Regions from separate parts of the Homo sapiens genome. Here all the other regions are linked to region 3. Evidence: chromatin loops called from intact Hi-C (ENCODE). Cell type or tissue: IMR-90. All regions are shown on one strand.

What was found. Peaks named below come from ENCODE experiments on the same cell type or tissue, not always from the same donor. Only the 100,000 strongest peaks of a DNase experiment are listed, where the experiment ranks them.
Region 1: it touches region 3 in a loop (5-fold over the local background); 30 of 110 quality-filtered maps call a loop at or near these places.
Region 2: it touches region 3 in a loop (5-fold over the local background); 3 of 110 quality-filtered maps call a loop at or near these places.

Annotation. Positions count from the first base shown.
Region 1 is chr18:20,959,894-20,964,893 of GRCh38, forward strand. It overlaps ROCK1 (Rho associated coiled-coil containing protein kinase 1), which reads right to left. Exons shown (of 33, transcript NM_005406.3): 28 at 243-313; 29 at 1-35. Among named protein-coding and RNA genes, the nearest start is that of ROCK1, 150 kb to the right of the region's middle. In IMR-90, no CTCF peak of the experiment used is centred here; no DNase peak of the experiment used is centred here.
Region 2 is chr18:21,069,785-21,074,784 of GRCh38, forward strand. It overlaps ROCK1 (Rho associated coiled-coil containing protein kinase 1), which reads right to left. Exons shown (of 33, transcript NM_005406.3): 2 at 748-829. Among named protein-coding and RNA genes, the nearest start is that of ROCK1, 40 kb to the right of the region's middle. In IMR-90, no CTCF peak of the experiment used is centred here; no DNase peak of the experiment used is centred here.
Region 3 is chr18:21,161,771-21,166,770 of GRCh38, forward strand. All of the region lies in intron 2 of LOC107985161 (a long non-coding RNA gene), which reads right to left. Among named protein-coding and RNA genes, the nearest start is that of ROCK1, 52 kb to the left of the region's middle. In IMR-90, no CTCF peak of the experiment used is centred here; a DNase peak (open chromatin) is centred at 2,311; H3K4me3 peaks cover 649 bases; H3K27ac peaks cover 991 bases.

The sequences.
Region 1 (5,000 bases), 200 kb before region 3:
TAGAACAAAATTTTTTTGCTGCTTACCACAACATACTGAAATAAGAAAAAGGGGGGAAGAGTTACAAGAGCAACATTAACTTGGTTTAAAGTGATAAGCATAATATTTGCCACTAATATCTAGATTATACTGTATTAATGTAAAATAAATGCTAGTAAAAAAAAGTAGCTAATATAAGTTCTATGCTCCAAAGTAAAATATAGAACAAAATACCAGTTAGAAAATAATTAGGTATATGGTACCTGTTTCTTCCAGCCATATCGTTTGATATTTCCTCTATTTGGTACTGAAAGCCAACCTTCAATTCTTGACTCTAGGAGAAAAAGAATATATGTATTAGTCAGTCTTAAATTGTAACAAAAGAAAAACTATTAAAAGTTGTCTGACAGCATGCAGCAACAAGCAATTGAACACAACTAAATGAATAAGTGCTATAATTTGCTCTTCCATGCTTCAATCACACAAATCAACTTTAATGGCCATACAAATATTGCAGAAAAAAATTCCAAGCCACTTTTCCCATACAATTTAACATTTAGTAATCAATTACAAAAGTATGAAGTAACAATACCCTTAAGAGCCAGGCAAGACTGGAATGGATTGCAGCTTAAATGGGATATGATGTAGAAGACTTTATCATTTAACATTCATATAAAAATAATCAGCAAAAAAAAAGAAAGAAAAAAATAATGCAGCAAGTGGAACAAATCAGAGCCATGATTTACACAAGAAAGAGCAAGCAAAAGTATAGAAGTGTCCTATTACTCACAGAAGACAAGAATAGAAGATAAATAAATAAGGAATGCAGGCAGAATCAACTAGATATAAAGAATAAGAGACAAGTATTTTATTTGTTTTCTCAGTACAATATTCTGATTAAGCTTTTTGGTAAAACAACTTCAATTTGAATTTGTAACTATTTCAATAAAATTGCCCAAATTTGGTTGAGGGGAGCACTTAACTCTAGTGCTAAGTTCAATTGCAATTCTACTCAAACTAAAGAGTTTTAAAGCCTCTTAAGTTTCTGATATCACAATTTGATCAACAGTAAAAACAACACAGAATCCATTTGGTCTACTGCCATTATTTCAACTAGTACGTGCATACCAGGAATTCCTTGACTATTTGATCAAGGCATTTTATAATAATTATTACTATTGTTTAAATATAACTAATGTCTACTAGAAATATCTGGGGGATAAAGACAACTCCATTAGAAATAGTTATTTTAGATCAGGTTGGAAATAAGAAAATCCATTCAATTTAACTATTTTCCGTATCTACCTTATATTTGAAACACAAAAGAATAGAAAAATAACCAATTTCAAAGTATGACACTAAAATATGAGATTATACTATCATTCAAATGGTAATCCTAAGGCAATATATTGTCCGCCTTCATATAATTTAAAAGCTATAAACTCAGTCTTACAGTAACAGTTAACAATAGGTAACATTTACTGATTTATTTATTCATAAATTTACTATTTGCCACATGCTTTATAATATCTCATATTTAACCTATGTATAAGTCCATGAATACAGGATATTATATTCCGAGGAATTCGGAAAAGGTTCTACTGTCATCTTTCACTTACAAAAGAAGAGACTAAGGCTTAGCAGGGTAAACGGACTTGGGCAAGGCAACTCTATCAGTATCTATCAAAGCTCTATGGTTTCAAACCCCGGCAGTCTAATTTCTGAGCTTATGTTTCTAGAGCACAACACTATTCTGTTCGCAAACAAGCTCTGCAGTTGACTGAATTGTGGGAAATATTTTTTTCCCCTACTCCCACCAGGTACGTAATGTCTCCACACCTTTGCTTGTGTTATTCCTCTTCATATAAATTGTTAAAATGGAGGAAATGGTGAGGTAACTTTAGTTCAAAATGATCCCTCTCTTCTCCCAACATTTTTCTTTTTCCTTTTTTTTTTTTTTTTTTTTTGACATGAAGTCTTGTTACGTTGTCCAGGCTGGCCTCAAACTCCTGAGCCTCAGCTTCCTAAGCAGTGGCATGTACCACAGCACCTGGCTTTAATTGCTGCAATTTAGTTCATGAAGTAATTATTTTGTTGCTTAGGTAGTTCCTTGGTAAGTTTTGTGAGAGCAAGGACCATATCTTAACACTTGATTTTATATATCCCATGGCAAATGACACAACGAGGTGGTACTTGACAGATATTTGTTGATTATTTTGTAATTCTGCATTTTTCTGAATTAGCCAATTAAAGTCATCCTTTGTAAATAGTGGTTCCAGTTTAAAAACCAAACAGGCAGTTTTATACTAAATAGCATGCAGAAGACTGTTGATCACATATTGATCATTCACCAATATTTTATCTTATAAAAGCAAAAAAGTTATTGCCAGAAATTTTCCCATTAGTGTGGTAGAAATTGCAGCTCTGGTTTTAAAGTGTAGTTTGGAAAACATTAAGATGAACATTAGTGAGAATGAAAAGGAGTCTTAATATCTGATAATACAAAGTTGTTTAGTATTAGTAATTCCTCACCAAAAACAAAGATATAAAAGCCTTTGAATTCTTGACATTTACACAAAATTTGTATGCCAAAATACCCTATACTTTCACATTATTTCTTTGTGACAATCAATGTCAAAAATATTTATGCTTTCTGGCTCTAGATGTGGGTTAACCTGCCAGTTTTAATATATCTTCAATAAGTTGTTATATGGTATGGCTTTATCTGTCATTTCAGTGTTCCTTAGAAATTTTATATATCAAGGGAATCTTATGAGTCAAATAAGCCAGAATTCTACATTTGCTCATATTTAAATTAAATGAAGAGGGTCAGGGAGAAAATAAATTAAATGAAGAAATCTGGAATGCAAATAAAGGTGTCAAGAATATGTGAAGGTTTTTGCCAATTTACAACAATGTCATGGGAGAAAATTTTAGTTTTTCCATCTGGTGAATTCCCTCAGAGAAGCAACTGAACTAAGCTCAATAATAACAGATAAAAAAATACATACTAGCTTCTCCTGCGTTTCCTTTCCTTACGCCTACCATAGTTGCAAGATAATATACTTACCAGTTTTTAAAATATATAAAGACCTCCTCTAAAATCGGGACCACCTGTAACTTAAGTGGTGATCTGGAGGTATAACGCTGTAAATTCCATCTTTTATATCACAAGCACAGAAAACAGCTTCTCCAGATAACTAAATGAAACTCCCACTGAGAGAACCTCTAAGTCTGGATTATCCTTAATAATATTCTACATATGTACAAAAACAACTTGGCTCTAAATTTTATACAATATATTTGTAGAACAATTTTAACTTATAAGAAGTTAGATGTATATTACTGCAATATCAGCGATTTCTTTACCCAAATAAGAGACAATCTAACTACATGTACATCAATACTCGATATAGCCAATTCAAACATCAGAGCTAACCTCTGAAGACTACCTAATTTATTTAGCTATACCACAAACATACTGCTTAAGAAACAGGGCTAAAGAACCATTTCAAAACACTTTAATTAAATTCAAAAGTGATATAAAAAAGAAAATTAATTAATACTCAACAAGTCAGATACACCAACTTCAAATCACTAGATTTGGGCAAGGTCAGAAACATTCATATATTCAAATATTGGGAAACACACCAAGAGATCCACCATTTTCAGGTTTAAGTTACATAACCTAAGGTCAAGCTGGATGGAAAAGGGTATGATACAAATAATCCATAAGAGATAATGAATATTACTGGAGTATCAATACCAAGTTTTCCTAATCCATCATCTATTTCTACATTCTCTTCAGATGTCTAGGTTAACAGTTCCAAAAGAAGGAAAGAGAAAGAATGAGGAAAAGAAACAGTTATCACATTAAAGTTTTTTGTCATCTAGGCAACAGGCACCCATAACCGTAAGGGTAATCTTTATGTTTGTATTGTGTGCTAGGTCACAACCTGCTACAGAACCAAAGAGAAGATAAAGACATAAAAGAATTAAGAGAATGAAGGTGACTTCAAGAACTTCAAAGAGTTATAAGTCAGAGAAGGAGTAACATTTTTTAAATAAAGTTTTTAGAATTGGGAATTTTAGAAGGGAGATTTAATATTTAAGCTAGTTAATAACAAAATGGCCACTAAGGATTCATAGAGGCTGCGTTCTAGATGTGCAAGATAATTAAATTATAATCTTTATACTGAATGATGAAATATAAGAGAAATAATAAAAGTTGCAGTGTCAGTTTATCCATCCAACTACTTAAAAAAAAACTGAAAAATGTGACCCATATTTCAAAAAGCCATCATTTTAACTTGGAGTAAACTTAATCTATTCAAAGCCCTCTCCTTTTTAGTACGTATATTCATTTACTTATTTTCTAAACTGAAGTAAAAATTAATCATTAGCCATTACCTTCAAGAAATTTTTTAGACACTTGAATGATATGTAACTATCTAATATTAAGAATGAATATCAACATTCTTTAACAATTCTTCCTAGATATGAATGCAAAACCTTAACTTTATTTGCCAGGGACCATTTTTGAGCATCTAGTAAATGGTGGATTTAATACAGATTTTCAATTTACTAGCAAAATATCTGACCCACAGAGAGGTAAATAATATTGACAAAGACTATCCATTAATTTCTACTTCCAATATGAAAGTCAAGGTTCAGCACTGTTGAGATTTTATAAAGTCTCAAAATTAAGAACACAGTAATAGGAAAAGAGGTATTAACTGGCCTCTTCTAGCAAGGGAGAATGGCTACCAGTACTCCCCGCCCCACTTGGTTTGGACTTTGATAACCTTAAAAACAAAATTCCTGAAAGTACACTAATATTCTAAGAAATATACTGAAAATGGAGCTAGTAGAAACATTTAAAAATCTCTTTGCTCAATAAGTCAATTTATTAGGTCAGGATTCTGAAACCTAAATGGATTCCCAGCCTAAGTCTGCCAATGAAGCCAGCTGATGGCACTATGAGCTTAGCCTTTCTGAATCAGCCACGATGGTGGGTAAAA
Region 2 (5,000 bases), 92 kb before region 3:
TTAAAACTTTTATACTTAAAAACTTCTCAGTTCAGAATCTGGCACCATATTCAAAAACGAAAATAAAACAATAATTTTTTAAAAATTGAAAAACTAAAAGATCATAAAATTAAAAAATTCTAATACAAGATTTCAAAGTATAGAAGTGATTTAAAAAATCAAAAAGATATGACTATTTAGAAAAACAAAACCTTTGTAATAAAACATATATAACCAAAATTGAAAGATAACACCAAAACCAATCAAACTTACATGTATCAATATTTATAGTTCAGAAACAGAAATAAATAAAGTAAGGAGGACTTTATGATCTAAATCTTATCAATTCTTTAAGATTAAAAGTTTGAAATTATAAGTTATTTAATCAAATTTTTAAATGATAAAATCCAATCTAAAAAGGAGCCTTCGGAAAAGAATATCTGTAAAATTTAAATATAAAACAGCTTTCATGGAGAAAAATTCTCATGTCTCAGCAGTTACTCAAACTCAATGTGCAGTTATTCAAACTCAATGCACAGTTTTTTGAATACTTATTTTAACTATTTTTCATCCCTTTCTCTTCAAAATATTTTGGTTCTCCTAACAGGCATCCAAATTGTTTCTTTCACACTTCCTACTAAATTCTATGTAGAAATCATTGATGAAATCACCAAAAAGTAAATAGAAGAAAAAATAAGGGCTTGAATGACATAAGTGAAAATGTAGTTATATGAAGTCTGTCATTAACCTCCACAAAAAATTACTTACATCTGCTTAAAAAGTTGTCAATATTTTTGTTTTTTCTTAAGGCAGGAAAATCCAAATCATATACCAAAGCATCCAATCCATCCTAAAGAAACAAACAAACAATGGTTAGTTTTTTGGATCACATTATACAGTCTCCTTTTTTATGAAAGAATAAAATATACGCTTTAATATTTAATTTCCCCTAACACATCTTGTGTACATTTAACACCCTCTACAAGGTTAGATGAGTACTGGGAGAAAAGTGGTTTTCATTTCATATGCAGTTCTTTTTACCTTCTAAGTCTGCCAGGCCCAGGGGCAAGAAAATTACCACAGATTGGCTGCAAGTGATTTCAATCCATGCACTTTTCCCCTCATAAGGACATGAAATTTTATTTTGCATTACTTCTCCTTACTACTGCATTTATCTTTATCTTAGACATCAAAAACCTACATTTGTTACTATAAATATTTTATAAGGTAACAGCTAAATAATAATAAAATGTGAGGTTTAATATAAAATAAATACTGCATAATCACAAATGCAAGCTATATACATTTTTAATTATAAAAATGTATTAGATTGTCATGGGTCTTCTTTCTTTCTTTGAGGCACTTTCTAGGGAAAGCTAGCAGTAAAGGACACACCTGAGCTTTTGCATTTTTTCTGCTTTTTTTTTTTTTTTTTTTGAGGGTCTTGCTCTGTTGGCCAGGCTGGAGTGCAGTGGTGCAATGTTGGCTCAATGCAACCTCCACCTCCTGGGCTCAAGCCATCTTCCTGCCTCAGCCTCTTGAGTAGCGGGGACTACAGGCTCACGCTACCACACCTGGCTAAATTTCGTCTTTTTATAGACAGAGTTTCACCATATTGCCCAGGCTGGTCTTGAACTCCAGACCTCAAGCAATTGCTCCTGTCTCAGAGTCCCAAAGTGCTGGGATTACAGGTGTGAGCCACCACGCCTGGCCGAACTTTTGCTTTTAAGTGGATATTTAAATATTATCTAAGCAAGTGCATGGCAGTGTGAAGGTATACCAAGCAGTGTTGAAGTGGGAAAGCATCTATTCAGACTATATCCTGCTGCATGGCAGGAACTGGAAGAACTTCAGATAATCCTAAGCAATCTTCACTATAAAGTCTCACTCTTTAGTAAATGTTGTTTGTATAATTGAATAGCACTATGGAAAAGAATGGTTTTTGCGTGATGCTTAATAATGTAATCAGTTCCAGACAGGTCAAAACATTAAAAAAATAAAGAACCAGGCAAAAGCATTTTAAAGAAAAAAATAGTATATTTACATGATACCGTTGGGAGAACAAGTCACATAACCTTTCTGAGCCTCAGTTTTCTTTTTTGTAAAATGAGGGATAATGATTACAACACATAACAGATTTGTGAGAATTAAATGAGTTAACATGTGAAGTGTCTGGACCTTAATAGTCTCACTTCTCTCTCTTTTATTTCTGTTACTGACATTTGAAAGCTCTGAATGTTAGTCTCCCTATTAACAGGAATGACCTACACAGAAAACAGACATTTTAGTCACGTGGTCATAAAACCTTAAAAGTAAATCTTAGGTCATGATGTTAAACCCTTCCCCAATGCAGTAATCCAAAGTACTTTTGTTGTTGTTACACATGGGCATCTGAGTTTTGCGTGACCAAGTATTTGATCATGTGTTTGTTAATGAAAAATGAGCTGCCTCCACTAATTACATATAGTCACTAAGTGTTTGGACCTGGTACCACACACTTTAATTCTACAATACCATGGGATAGTCTATTACTTTTCAGCATCACCCATAAGCAAAACTTGTGTGCCTTTATTAGGGAAATAAAGTTGGCAAGAATGTATTCTTCTAACTTAACCAAAGCATATACCAACTGAGGTTTCTAAGGGGAGTCAAGACACTGGGGTGGGAGAGAGGGATGCAGGCTTCCATTTTAATGCAGTGGAAAAGCTGCACAATGCAAGGAATGTGTATGTCCAACTATAAATGAGGCAGGAACCTTAGCTTTTATTCAATACTCTGAAGTTCCATAAAATAATGCAGATAAGACTTCCACACTTCCTAAAAGTCCAAATTCTAGTACCAGGACTCGGAATGTTAACATAACATTCATCCAAGTGCAAAAACAATTCACGAGGAATGATAATCAAAGGATATACTTCCACTGATCCTTCACTTAATTTTATGATTTAGGCATGAGCAAAACTACCTTCTACTTTCACAACATGTCCATCATATAGCTTAATCATCAATTTAAAAATGTAGAGGAGGCCAGGCACGGTGGTTCACTCCTGTAATCTCAGCACTTTGGGAGGCCGAGGCAGGCGTACTGCCTGAGATCAGGAGTTAGAGACCAGCCTGGCCAAAATGGTGAAACCCCATCTCTACTAAAAATATAAAAATTAGTCAGGCATGGTGGTGGTGGGTACCTGTAATCCCAGCTACTCGGGAGGTTGAGACAGGACAATCGCTTGAACCCGGGAGGCAGAGGTTGCGGTGAGCCAAAATCATGCCTCCAGCCTGGGTGAAAGAGACTCCGTCTCCAAAAAAAAAAAAAAAAAAAAAAAAAAAAAAAAAAAACAAAAGTGGAGGAGAAAATATGTAACAGAGGGGCCAATCAATGTCAAAAAATTACAGTAATTAAATTCTTTGCTACTAATAGTTGAACAAGGGTAGTAGACCAGTTGTAGCAGTTACATTTTAAAAGAAGGTAGTTACATAAGAGAAGTATTTTCACATATACACACAAAGGCAGGCATAATCAATTAAAAGTATAACATTTTACAGTGATCTCTAAAGTAAAAACACTTCACATTTCCTGAGAAGCACTGATATGGCAGGGGGAGCAGGGGGAAGAGGAGGTAGAGGTCCATTGTGTTATGCCACAACAGAGTTCAAGTGAAAGCAGAAGCAAAAGAAAATTATTCAACACTACTACAAACTTTAGTTTTCTGGATAAATCTGAATTAACAAATATGAGTCAGGTGTAAAACATCATTTAGGATTAAATCCATTAAAAGTAACACATTATAAGGTATGAGAATTTAATGGCACTAGGAAAGGACAGTTACACTATTATAAGAAACATTCATTTTTAGGTAAATTTTCAAAACCTAAATGGTTATTATTCTAAACCTAACAGACATATTTTTGGAGAAACACCACCCCACCCTCAAAATCCATTGAAAACTATGGCAGCAAAACTGGGGCTTCTGAAAATCAAACTACTTCTAAAATGGGCTGACCACTGGTACTAAAGACTGCTGACCAACTTTGGTAAGAGAGGATATACCATTTAAAGAAAATGTTTTTGGTATATGTAGTAGAATGTTGTTTTAACTAAGTCCCTTAGGCCAGATGCTGTGGCTCACAACTGCAATCCCAGCACTTTGGGAGATCGAGACAGGAGGATCACTTGAAACCAGGAGTTCAAGACCAGCCTAGACAACATAGCAAGACCCTATCTCTACAAAAATAAAAGTAAAAAAAATAGCTGGGCGTGGTGCCGCATGCTTGCAGTCCCAGCTACTTGAGAGGCTGAGGCAGGAAGATCGCTTGAGCCCAGGAGCTCAAGGCTACAGTAATCTATGATTTTGCCACTGCACTACAGCCCTGGTGACAGAGTGGGACCCTGTCTCTAAAAATCAATCAGTCTGTCAATCTCTCTTCACTTGATAAAGAAATAATTCATCAAAATTAAGCACAGCTATGAAAATGAAAACAGAATTTCCTTAGGGAATTTTAACAACCTGATATTAAATACAGTTAAAATCTGTTTAACTGGTGTGACATTACTATACCCATGTCAATGCTGCCCAGGACATTTATAGTCAATAAATAAGTAAATAATGTTCCAAATTATCTAGTACAACAAACAATGGCTCTTCCCAATCAGTCTCCAATCATACCTTTGTCCAGCCTGTTTCTCTACACATACATAGCTGGGCTTAGGCCACAGTGTGCTACCAGCCATTTCCCAAATAAGCCAGGCTCACTCTACCCTATGGGGCCTTTGCACCTGCTCTATTCTCCCGCTGGAATGTGAACATTCTTACATTAAGACTGCCTCAAATGTCCCTTACTTTGTGCTGCCTTCCCCAGTGCCCTGAGGGGAAATGTTACATAACCTCCTTTGTGCTATTACAGAAATTATGTATTTAGCTGTTATACTGTAATTATTTATTTCTAAATCTGCCTCCTCTTCTGCAGGAAAGCAGAAAAAAAATACTTCCTGTCTCTCAGAGTTCAGAAGTTAGTTAGTAGGT
Region 3 (5,000 bases):
GAGACGGGGTTTCTCCATGTTGGTCAGGCTGGTCTCCATCTCCCGACCTCAGGTTATCTGCCCACCTTGGCCTCCCAAAGTGTTGGGATTACAGGCGTGAGCCACTGCACCTGGCTGAAGAAATGTATTATAAGGAATTGGCTTATGTGATTATGGGCACTGAGAAGTCCCATGATCTGCCATCTACTAGCTGGAAACCCAGGAGAGCCAGTGGTGTAGTTCAAAGATCCTGAGTGCCAGTAAGACGGTGATGTAGATTCCAGACCAGATTCGAAGGCCTGAGAATCAGGAGCACTGATGGCAGGGGAAGATCAATGTCCTAGCCTAAGGAGTCAGAGAGTGAATTCAACCTTCCACCACAATTTTGTTCTATTCAGGTCCTCAACAGATTAGCTGATGCCCACCCACAATGGGGAAGGCCATCTGCTTCGTTGAGTCCACTTATTCCAATGCTAATCTCTCCAGATATACCCTCATACACACCCAGAAATAATGCTTAACCAGCTGCCTGGGCATCTCGTATCCCAGTCAAGCCATCATATAAAATTAACCATCTCACCTTCCTTTAAGGAATGAATAGACTAGGGAGAGAGCATCCTTTTAGACCAATAAGCCATCACAATGTCATAAGAGACCAGTCTGTATGAGATGCTGTGCACCGTGTGTAGGAAGAAATATCACAATTTTGTTTCATCTAAAAATGAGGGCTAATTAGGAATCTAAAGTAGGAAGGTATAGGTAAAAGGCTGGCTATAAGAAATTCTACTTGAATAAAAAAATGGGTGGAAATACAGGGAGATACAGAGAACATGGTGTGTTTGAGGAAGGGCAACTAATTTTAGCATGGCTAGTTCAATGCAGTTGTCTTTATTCATTTGCATGTGTAAATGATCAGAAAAACTAACCCAAAGTCACTTCATTCCTTAATATTTATTGAGTGCCTACTCTATGTCATGTTCTGCTAAGTTCTTAGGCTGCAATGATGAGTAAAATGAGGTCCAGTCCCTGCTCCTATGTAGCTAAATAGTCAACATCAATTGCTGAAGGCCCAAAAGAGATGGCATATGTAGAACAAAATAGCATCCAGTTATCAAGGCAGGCAAGTAAGTTCTTACGATGAAAACATATGAGGCAGACATTCCAAATGAAATTTTTTCAGCACATTATTAGTTCACTTCTCATCACAAGTGACCTAGGCATCTGCTCTGTGCTCAGGGAATGCAAACTAATGCTAATATTAGCCACATCAACAAATAGAAATGAAAGGCAGAAGGAAGGAACTAAAAAAGGAAGGAAGGCAAAACTGCTGCCCCCAAAGGATATTAAAAATATTTTTATTCAGCCAGGCGCAGTGGCTCACGCCTGTAATCCCAGCACTTTGGAAGGCCGAGGCGGGCGGATCACGAGGTCAGGAAATCAAGACCATTCTGGCTAACACGGTGAAACCTGTCTGCACTAAAAATACAAAAAATTAGCCGGGCGTGGTGGCAGGCGCCTGTAGTCCCAGCTACTCGGGAGGCTGAGGCAGAAGAATGGCGTGAACCGGCGAGGCGGAGCTTGCAGTGAGCTGAGATCGCACCACTGCACTCCAGCCTGGGCAAAGAGTGAGACTCCATCTCAAAAAAAAGAAAAAAAAATTATTCTACCTCCTGTTTTTGTATTACCCATTTTTATTAGTCCATTATATTTAGCTTAAATACTGGCCTAGACGGATACTGAACAGGCTGTTATATTACAGCACTTTCTCTTCTATCTATACAGACCTGCATTCATGGAAGGGGGATCTCTTATGGAAAGTTATTTGCAATGCAGCTAAGTTATCCTAAAATAAACAAATCTGGAAGAATAGGGGGCTGACAATGATCTGTTAGACCCTGTTACTAAAGAATTGCTGTTATCTGAGCATTGTATGTGCATTTCAAATAACTCTCAGGAGGAGTTTGTATAGCTTTTGTTTTTTTGTTTTTGTTGTTGTTGCTGTTTAGAGACAGGGTCTCACTATACTGCCCAGGCTAGTCTCGACCTCCTGGACTCAAGTGATCCTCGACCTCCCAAAGTGCTGGGATTGCAGGCATGAGCCACCACATCTGGCCTTGTGGAGCATTTTTAAAGGGAGAAGAGGAAGAAGAGTTTGATACTTTCTGTCCTCATCTCAGTGAGATGCCTTTTTTTTTTTTTTTTTTTGGTCTAATGTATTCTTCCTCAAAAGGGCAGAATCCAAGTCAGATGCAGTGCGAGTGAAGGGGTTAGTCTGTTCTATAAACTGTTAGAGAGATTTAAAAAATAGGCAATCTAATTGACTCATGCATGGCTCACAGCCATATAAATGCTTGCAAAATTGCTTCCTGCACAGTAATAGTGACCACAGAGAAGCAGAAGTAAAATGGAAGCGAGCAAGATGAGAGCTCTTAGGAAATCTTTAGCAGGACTTTCAAACTTTTGTTAAACCTTTTGTTTAACCTTGTGGAGAACTTTCCTTTGGAAAATTAAATGTACTTTCAACAAGCATACTGCAAGTTAAAAGTCACATAATTCACCTACAAAATAAGACCTCATTGGTAGCAAATTTCATTTCTAGAAATATATTGTCTTTCAGAACCAACTGAAGAGAAGCAATTTTTTTTTTTCAAGAAGGACTGCGGCTACATTGTTACTAAGAGATTTGTAATCTGCTTTAAACATGTTACTAAGAAAGAAGTTGACGTAACTACTAAGTTTGCTATTTACATTTAATTAAGGGCATTACTTAAAATGTATTTGGGCATTTGAGCTATTAACAATATACACATTTATAACTTTCCTCATATTCGCTTTTAACAAAATCTTTCTTTTGCTGTCTTCTTCAAAACTCCCTGCCCTTGTATTGATTAGCTTTACCTGTAATTTATTTCCTGGTGTCTCCTTATGCTTTGCTGAAACATGCACCATGCAATTACTCAGCATAATTTGTTTTTTTGTCCCTTGCCAATCATACACCAAAAAAAAAAAAAAGCATATCTCATCTGTTTGTAGTTTCCTTTTACTACTTAATTAAAAGTAATCAGCTGAAAGATTATACTGAAATTAATCTCTAAATTCATTGGTTGGTCACCAACTCGGAGGTAGGAAATAATTTTTTCCATGTAAAACTTCCTTCTAAAAGCCTGAGTTGCAGTAACAATAACAATATAGTTGCACAATATGTAAACAATTATCTCCTGAGTTACAAAAATATTTTTCAGGCATCCACTTGAACTTTTATAATTTATGTCATTACCCTCCTTGTTGGCTTCCAAATAATAATTTATAAGAATTTTATGTATCATCATTTTGAGTCAAAATGAAAGCCTGAATTTCCTTTAGAAACTAAGAAAAACTAATTTATTATTAAGGTGATTTTGTTTTTGTTGTTGTTTTAATGTTTTGAGACAAGTTCTCAGTCTGTTACTCGGGCTGGAGTGCAGTGACACAATCTTGGCCCTCTGCAACCTCTGCCCCCAGGCTCAATCAATCCTCCCACCTCAGCCCCTTGATTAGCTAGGACCACAGGCGTGTACTAGCATGCCCAGCTATTTTTTTTTTTTTTTGTATTTTTAGTAGAGATGGGGTCTCACCGTGTTGCCCAGGCTGGTCTTGAACTCCTGAACTCAAGCTATCCGCCCGCCTCAGCCTCCCAAAGTGCTGGGATTACAGGTGTGAGCCACCGCGCCCCACCAGTGATTTTATTTTTGGTGTTTCATGGTTTACTTAGGAAACTAAAACATTTTATGTATGTGTTTATGTGACTACTAAATTATGACATCAACTGATAAAAGAGTTGAACCATTCTAAGAGAATAAAAGTTTAACTTAAGTCCTGTATTTAAGTTCTTTTAATTCCATCATTAAAATTATGTGTGTGTGTATGTGTGTGTGTGTGTGTAAACACACATACAAAGCAGGAGAAAAATATTCATTCTCAATATACTCTATTTCTTATCTAGAAGATGGATTCTCAGCCGGGTGGGGTGGCTCACACCTGTAACCCAACACTTTGGGAGGCCGAGGCAGGTGGATCGCTTGAGGCCAGGAGTTTGAGACCAGCTTGGACAACCTAACAAAACCCTTTCTCTACAAAAAAAAAAAAAAAAAAAAAAAAACACAAAAATGGCTGGGCGCAGTGGTTTACTCCCGTAATCCCAGCACTTTGGCAGGTCAAGGCGGGTGAATCATCTGAGGTCAGGCATTTGAGACCAGCCTGCCCAACATGGTGAAACCCCGCCTCTACTAAAAATACAGAAAATTAGCCAGATGTGGTGGCCCATGCCCATAGTCCCAGCTACTCGGGAGGCTGAGGCAGGAGAATTGCTTGAACCCAGGAGGCAGAGATTGCAGTGAGCCAAGACCACGCCACTGCCCTCTATCCTGGGCGACAGAGTGAGACTCCGTCTCAAAACAAACAAACAAACCAACACACAAAAATTAGCTGGGCTTTTTTAGTGTGGCACACCCCTATAATGCCAGCTACTTGGGTGTCTGAGGTGTGAATCACTTGAACCCAGGGGGCAGAGGTTGCAGTGAGCTGAGATCATACCACTGTACTCCAGCCTGGGGTGACTGAGTGAGACCCTGTCTCAAAACAAACAAACAAACAAAAACCAAAAAAAACCCCAAGATGGATGGATTATCTTTTAGGAGAAATCTTTTTTTGAATAAAGTTTACTGAGAATCCATTGAAAAGTCTTAGTCCCCTGATATACTTTGGATATGTATCCCCTCTGAAACTTACGTTGAATTGTAATCCCCAATGTTGGAGGTGGGGCCTGGTGGGATGGGAGGTGATTCGATCATGGTGGTGGATTTCTCATGAACGGATTAGCTCTATCATCTTGGTGCCGTCCTCATGATAGTGAGTGAGCTCTCATGAGATCTGGTTGTTTAAAAGTGTGTGGCGCCTTCCCCAAACTCTCTCTCTCTTGCTCCTGCTTTCGCCATGTAAGGTGCCTTCTCCTGCTTTGCCTTGTCCCATGAGTAAAAGCTCCC